Regions from separate parts of the Homo sapiens genome. Here region 2 is linked to region 1. A link is a contact called in ENCODE Hi-C or POLR2A ChIA-PET data. All regions are on one chromosome and are shown on one strand. Each heading gives the region's core, a stretch centred on a gene start or an enhancer-like site at or near the end of the contact. The rest is flanking DNA. Distances are from core to core; before and after follow the strand shown. Region 1 has its middle 190 kb from the start of LINC02461. Region 2 holds the start of LINC02461 (long intergenic non-protein coding RNA 2461).

Region 1 (3,781 bases), core at 269-2,768:
CCTAGCACCCAAGGGAGGGCCTGGCTCTTGGCAGGTACTATTTATTTCGCTAAGTGAATGAGTGGATGAATGAATGAATAGGTAAGATATCCAAGCTTCTCATGATAGCTAAAACTGATCACTGAAGTAGATTCCAAAAAAGAGTATTATGTTTTCCCCCTCAAAACTTCTTATATGTATGCTTATCTTATTTACTTCCAATTGTTTTGGAACAGTCCCCACTAAAGGCCATCCTGAGTTTTTAAAAATAGTAATCTCCTGATTCTGTGTGAATTTCACCAGTGTTTCTATGAATGTTGTCTCTTGTTTCTAGGATCCATTTCAGCATACCACAGTACATTTGGTTGCTATGTCTCTCCAGTCTCCTTTGGTCTGTGACTGTTTCCTAGTTTTTCCTTGTTTTTGATGACCTTGAGGCATACTGGCCAACTATCTGGTGTAATGTCCCCCAATATAGATGTTTCTGACATTTTTCTCATGATTAGAATGGAGCTATGGGGTTTTGGAAAGAATACCACAGAGGCGAAATGTCCTCCTTATCACATGATGTAAGAAGGTACATGGTATCCACATGGAATCACTAGCAATGTTAAACTGAAGTTGTTTGTACCATGTTAATATAATTACTTAACACATCTATAGTTAATTCAATGCTATGGTCTAAATGTTTGTGTCCTCCCCAGATTAATATGTTAAAACCTGATTGATGATCAGTGTGATGGTGTTAGGACGTGGGGTATTTGGTAGGTGATTAGGTCATGAGAACAGAACCCTCGTGAATGAGATTTGTGCCCTTATAAAACAGGCTCTAGAGAGTTGCCTTGCCCCTTCCACCACCCTGGGAGGACACAGCTAGATGGTGCCATCTATGAACCAGAAGAGGCCGTCTCCTCATCTGGCTGTGCCTTGATCTTAGACTTTCCAGACTCTATGAGAAATTGATTATTGTTGTTTATAACCACTCAGTCTAAGGTATTTTGTCACAGCAGTCTAAATGGACTAAGACATGCAAAAATGTCACTTTAAACTTTCTGATATAGAAGATCTCAATCTCATCTCCTTAAATTCAGAAATGAAAACCTCTCTTCTTCTGCTTATCTTCTAGAAAGTAAGATTATGTGTGTATTTTCGTGTGTGGTCTTACGCACAATAAATACTATATAACCTAATATTTTCCTCTTTGTCTGAAGAACAATGGTGAAATATGCTTAATAAGTTAACAGGGAGGAATTTTCTCTAAGGTTCTTGGTTCATTTCTGAGATCCAGATAGGAACTTTGATGGCAGGGGGCTCAACTTAGCCCTCCCAGTATTAGCACATTAGGTACCTTATAAAGTGTAATTTATTTAATGTCCCGCCAGCCATACCACCCTTAAGTGTGATGTCATCAACACATTAAATGAGAACATTTGAGACTTCCAAGTTAAAAAAGAAGTAAATTTTGGCAGGGAACTCAGAAGGTGGTACGGAAGCGGTAGTGTGGTCTCCTTTCAGTTGCACCTGAGTAATGCAGTAATGCTGATGAGTAATGCAGAGGTCAGTGTGCTGGGTGCTGATCAGCAAAAATAAAGAGATATAAAACTGAGAGTCAGACCCCTTTATTCTTAAAAAACACTGAGATGTTTCCCTCTGCCTGATTTTTTGTGGGAATATTTATACTGGAACTTATCCAAAGTTGAGTCAAGTCCGGGTGAGTGAAGCAGCCTCCAGGGAATAGTGTGCCTGTCCAAAACAGGTAATTACCTTGGCCAGAGTTTGCTATATGAATGCACACTTTGCTCCCAACAAAGCCTTTAACTTGCTCAGCCTCTCTCTTGAATTGGGCCCATTGTGCCTCACTAAACTTTTGAAATTTTATTGGCTCTTCATATTTTACTTTCTGTCTTTAGATACAATTTAACGCATTTACTGTCACAATGCACTCAAGCGCTGTGACTAAGAAAGTAAGAGATAACTGTGGATAGACAAGAAAGAAAATTTCTAGATTGAAGATGCACGTTGACTCAAACTGTTATTTCAGAAAGAGCATCTTAATGTCTTCTAGATCAATAACTCTTTTTGAATATCTTTTATGTGCAAATCAGTATGTTAGATTCAAATATGTACAAAGAGAAATAAGGAATGGTGCTACCTTTACATAATACGTTGTGAGACAAGGATCAAATCCATAATTAATCAATAATCAAATCCAGCATATAGATATATAACTATATTTATTCATTTATTTATTTATTGAGACAGAGTCTCATTCTGTCACCCAGGCCGGCGTGCAGTGGTGCCATCTTGGCTCACTACAACCTCCGCCTCTTGGGTTCAAGTGATTCTCTTGCTTCAGCCTTCTGAGTAGCTGGGATTACAGGTGTGCGCCACCACACCCAGCTAATTTTTGTATTTTTAGTAGAGATGAGGTTTCACCATGTTGGCCAGGCTGGTCTCGAACTCCTGACCTCAAGTGATCCACCCACCTCAGCCTCCCAGAGTACTGGGATTACAGGCGTGAGCCACCTCACGTGGCCAGCATGTTAAATATAGTAAAAATAGAATGAAAATATAGCAATTGATTTTGTGAAGCTCTTTACGTTGTTAAAATAGAGGTATGCAAATTGGATGAAAGCTCACTTTGTTAAGAGGTAAAGGGAAACCTTAAGTGGCTTGCATTTGGTTATCCATAAGCATTCTGAGTCTCATAGATAAAACCTGGGATTTTATTATGAGGTTATTATCACACTGAACTAGAAGTCAACCTCAGACCTCTCAGCTGCATAACTTGGCAGTTCCAAATACTGCGCCCACATTCCTTGGCAAAAACAAGCTCCCAAGAATTTTGAGTTCTTAACCTCTACATTTTCTTGGTGGTATGTCATCAACCACACCTGTAGGCACGATCTTTGTTCCTTTAACATTCCATTGAGCTTTGTACAAACAGTTAATCTACCCAACACATACTCTCAATTTTCAGAGTATTGGATGATGCAATAAATATTGAGAGACTTGCAGAGATAAAACAAGCGAAAGCATTCTAGTGATTCTTATTTTTTATTAATTCTGAGATGTCTTTCATAATCTATGAATTTTCTATTTAGGTTTTATTTTGAAAGGCACTGGCCCAGAATAAAGACTCTTATCTCTCATTTCTAGGAAAGGCATTGTGTCTCAGGGTATCCTTACCTTTTTCGGTTTGTTTTCTCCATATTTTGGGCCTGGGAAGGGTAGGAGCTTGATTTTTCTTGTTTTCATATATTCCCAGCAATGCATTTAAAATAAAATTTTATATTTGATTCAGCATTTAGGATCTTATTGTTCAAGGGCTATTGAAAATATTTAGTTCACCATACTTTTTAAATTCGAAGTTTTCTCTAGAAACTCAAAGGAAGTGGAATAAATGAGTATGACTTTATCTCATTCTTTTCAGCTCTATCTCATGCTCTAGCCATAAAACACTCTTTTTTTTTTTGCAATGAATAAACCAGGTATTGCAATCAGTTCATTGATATAATTAGAAAACACATAGAATTCTATTAGATTGTCTTCTATACTTTCTGCAGCACCATTTCCACTCTCAGCCCCCATTTCACTCCCTAAAGCAACTTCCAGTAGCCAGGATATTTTAGTGGTTCTTGTGGCAATAAGAGATGTGACCTGGTCCTCTCCTGAAAGAGTAATAGAAAGTCAGACTTTTTTTTTTTTTTTGGCTTTTTATCCATGCAGTCTTATCTGATAAACCTTGCCTCGTGGAAGAGAGTTTCATGGTGGAACGTGGGTTGGTGTACTGTTGTTAGGG
Region 2 (3,683 bases), core at 625-3,124, 200 kb after region 1:
AGTTGGCTATAGCTCCACAATGGAAAGTCCTGCTAGGGTCTTTGATTCTGTCCCCTAAACCATCCCAGATAGTTATGTAGCATGTGGCCTCAAAGGAGGGAGATTTTCATCCTTGTCCTAAGGAACATGTTTCTGGGCTTCCCTTATCTCCCTAATCTAATCTTACCTCAAAGCCTGCTGCCACCATTCAGTTATTCTTTTTACCCCTACTCGATATACAAAATAATTATTATTTGTGATATAAAAGTTCTTTTAAGCCCAAGACAGTGACTAAGTTACATCTCAAATATTTTCTAATCAAGATATTCTTATTTTCAAGTACAATATTCCTAGGCCTCTGGTCTGGGTCTCTGTACAGACAACATAGCCGTCACTATGTAGCAAATAATAAAATTAATGTGACTTGCAATATTAATCAACTATTAGACAAAAGTTCATGAGGCGTTGTGCCATTTTTCATGTTAGCAATAGCTTTTAGCATTTTGTTTCTTTATTCCTAAAATATGGAAAAATTCTTTGTCATAGTTGCATTTCAAAATGACCCAAATACTCCTGCCAAAATAAACAACCCTAGGTTTATTTTCATTATAAGTTTCCCTCTCTTTACTGCCCATTGGCTTCATTTTTTAACCTTGTTTTGCCTTTTTTCCCCTCTGAAAACCGAAAATTTAAATTTTCTGGTTTTAAATTTTTTTATGTCTTATTGGAGTTTTAGCTGACTGTAGTCTTTTTCATGTCAGTATTATTCAAGTTTCGGAAAAGTCTCTTTACCATCTATTAACAACTAAATAATTATAAATTGTTGGCCAAAAAAAAGAGAAAGAAGAAAAGAAAAAGAAAGAAAGGAAGAAAGAAAGAAAGAGAAGGAAGGAAGGAAAGAAAGAAAGAAAGAAAGGAAAGAAAGGAAGAGTAGTGGGGGAAAAGAATAAAATTTGCCTGCACCTTTTTGTTGTTTTTTTTTTTCTCTTCTCTTTTTATTTTTTAATTTTGCCTACACCTTTTAAAGCAAAACAATTACATTTTTTCTTTTAGTTTTATAAACTAATGAAATTAATCTGTTCCAACTCAATCAGTTGTTTCATACTGGAAAATGTCACACATCGGGGCTTTTAGGAAGGAATCATTGCCGTGCCTTGGTGAAGGGTGAGTATGGCTTTAACAACTGCTGGTGGAGGAGCCTTGGAGGAAAGAACAGGATAGTAAATGCAATTGCTTGTCTCCTGAGAGTTAACTCACAGTCCAGATGTCCTACCACCTATCTACCTGTAGTCTGAAGGCACTTTGTGAGTAATAAAAGCATGTAAATTGTAAATTCTTCTCCTTTTCTCTTTCAATATCTTACAATGTATCAATGACAATTGCTATTGTTATTGGTAACAGGTTGATGTCATACCGAAGGCTTTGGAGCCAAAAAAGCTTGTGTTTGAACTCCGGCCCCACCATTGTATGGTCTTAGACAAATGACTTAACCTCTTTAAGCCTTGATGTCCATACTGTAAAAAACGAGACAATAAAACCTACTTATTGTAAGGATATAATGACATTATTAACATATCTATTCTATTGCCTGATGCATAGCATAAGCTCAAAAATACTAGTTTTCCTATTCTAAAATGTTTAAAAAAAATTATAATCCATACCTCTTCTACTTCAGAAAGTGTTTTAATACATAAAAGCAGTGATTTAGCAATATCAAATCGAAGTTTGAGAGCCAGAAGAACTTGGAGGACCATTGATTTTAAAGGTTTCTTTGTTTTTTATGAACAACAGGAATTTCCTCTTATGTCTTCAGAACCTTGAGTTTACCAGGAAGACAAGGTGACTGAGATACTTCTTTAAGCCCAGAAACTGAAGAAGGCAGCTGTCAGGGATGGCTTGGAATGTTCTACAAGGTTTATATCAACTGAGGGTTGAAAAATCCTACTTATCCACTCTCCTTACTTTAGAGATGAGGAATTTGAATCTTAGAGAGTTTATGACTTATCCAATTGGTGGTATTACCGAAAACCAAAAGCCAGTTTGCTTCCTAGTTGAATGTTCTTTCCATCATGCCATGTGGAGTTATTTTGAGTCAACCAGAAAATCTGCAAGGACATCAAAATAATGTTCTTTCTCCCTCTGACCTCAGTAATAACCGGTTAAAGATTTAGAATGCTTTAGAGTAAATCCTCAAAGCAGCTGCAGGTCCTCAATGTTCCAGAATAGATATTTTAAGTTCTCCAAATAAAAAATCCCAATAAAGACCTTCTTTTTGCAGTAACTAAAAAAGTTTCCAGCTCTCCTGTCACAAAGTGGCTATTGAGACTTCAAATGTCAGATGATCTCCTTTGAAGCAGCAAAATAGAGTGGATAGAACTCCAGGATGGATGTCAAAAAACTCTGTGATCCTAGTTCTAACTCAAATTTACCTTTCATATGGTATGAGGTAAGCTTTAGATATCTCTGGATTTGAAGTTATTTTTGACTCCTATTTTTCTCACACACTGGTGTGTGTCCATATCTAGCCCAACAGCAAAACTTGGTGGTGCTATATTCAAACTGTATCCAGAATCTGACCACTACTCACCACTGCCACTGCTACCACCTTCATCCAAACCATCATTGTCTCTCCTCCGGATAATGGAAGAAGCCTCCTAATGAGTCCATCTGCCTGCTTCTCCCTTTCCTTCTCTGCACATCAGTAATTCCAGAGTTTGTCAGTGACACTTTCATAATTGACTTGTTCTTCACTTGGTAATCTTAATTTGTTCCTAAAAATCCTCCCACAAAGTAAAATGCCATTATGTGAAAAAGCGTTTTTATGAATTTGAATTTAAAAATTTAGGAAGCATTTTATCCCAACCCAACATACCCAAAGCATTTTTATAGATAGGAAAATATTTTAACTGAACAATAGAAATATTTTTCAATTGTCATGACATTATATAAGTAATGAACATCAAATTGAAAATAAAATAGAGTTTGTTCATAAAATGTAATAACATGAAGGTTTATGTGATGGTGAGTGCTGGTTGGTGGGGGAGTGTTAAAGGCAGTTGTTCTTTGTAAGGTATATTTTGCTCTCTGAACAATTTTGTTTATGAATGTTTTCAACCATTTGGAGGATCATGGTTAACTTGCACTTACAGCACACTTAACATTTAAAGTTATAGCAGAGAAGACAATTTCAGTCAAAATAATAGCTGAAGATGAGAGCACTTGGAAAGATGTGAAAATTTATTTAGTACACAGAGACAGAAAAATTACAAAAGATGTTACCTCATCATCCCTCTCTCTAGTCATACTTAGACAAAATGAAATACTTTCAGTTTATCCAAACACGGCACTCAGTTCAAATTTGTTCTGATATTCAATGATTAAGAACTGATGACTAAGAACTGTTAGAATAAAAATAGCATATTTTCCCAAAAGCTGCAGTGTCAAAATATCATGCTTATTTACTTTATATGTTTTAGAGTATCTATCTATCTATCTATCTGTGTGTGTGTGTGTGTGTGTGTATATATATATATATATGTATTTTAGAAGAAGTTGTTTGGAAAAGGGTAACTTCTCAAGAGACTTTATGGCAAAAGGTTGTTAACTAAATAGGTTCTGTGGGTGTAAGTCTGTGTTTACCAGTCTTTTTATCAAGGTTTCTAATTCTTTGTTAGGTGGTGTAGGACACTGCTGGCTTGTGTATA

The links. A loop is a pair of places that touch in the nucleus more often than their neighbours do. ChIA-PET counts read pairs that join two places held with the same protein, here RNA polymerase II (POLR2A). Pooled maps may share reads with other maps.
Region 2: a loop to region 1 is called in a pooled map, with 2.2 times the contacts of the local background. The contact joins the promoter of LINC02461 here to the enhancer-like site in region 1. A Hi-C loop is called at or near these places in 1 of 168 maps with a recorded cell type or tissue (PC-3) and 1 of 50 pooled maps. POLR2A ChIA-PET finds 5 or more read pairs at or near these places in 1 of 52 experiments (MCF 10A).

What each region holds. Positions count from the first base shown.
Region 1 is chr12:42,958,738-42,962,518 of GRCh38, forward strand. No RefSeq gene overlaps it. Among named protein-coding and RNA genes, the nearest start is that of LINC02461, 190 kb to the right of the region's middle. RefSeq lists an enhancer at 1,882-3,081. Within about 2 kb of position 1,519, at least 6 of the 41 ENCODE cell types and tissues checked have a DNase peak (open chromatin) inside an H3K27ac peak, as active enhancers do; they include PC-3, where a contact is called at or near this core.
Region 2 is chr12:43,153,441-43,157,123 of GRCh38, forward strand. LINC02461 (long intergenic non-protein coding RNA 2461) reads left to right here and starts at 1,875. Exons shown (of 4, transcript NR_146866.1): 1 at 1,875-2,425.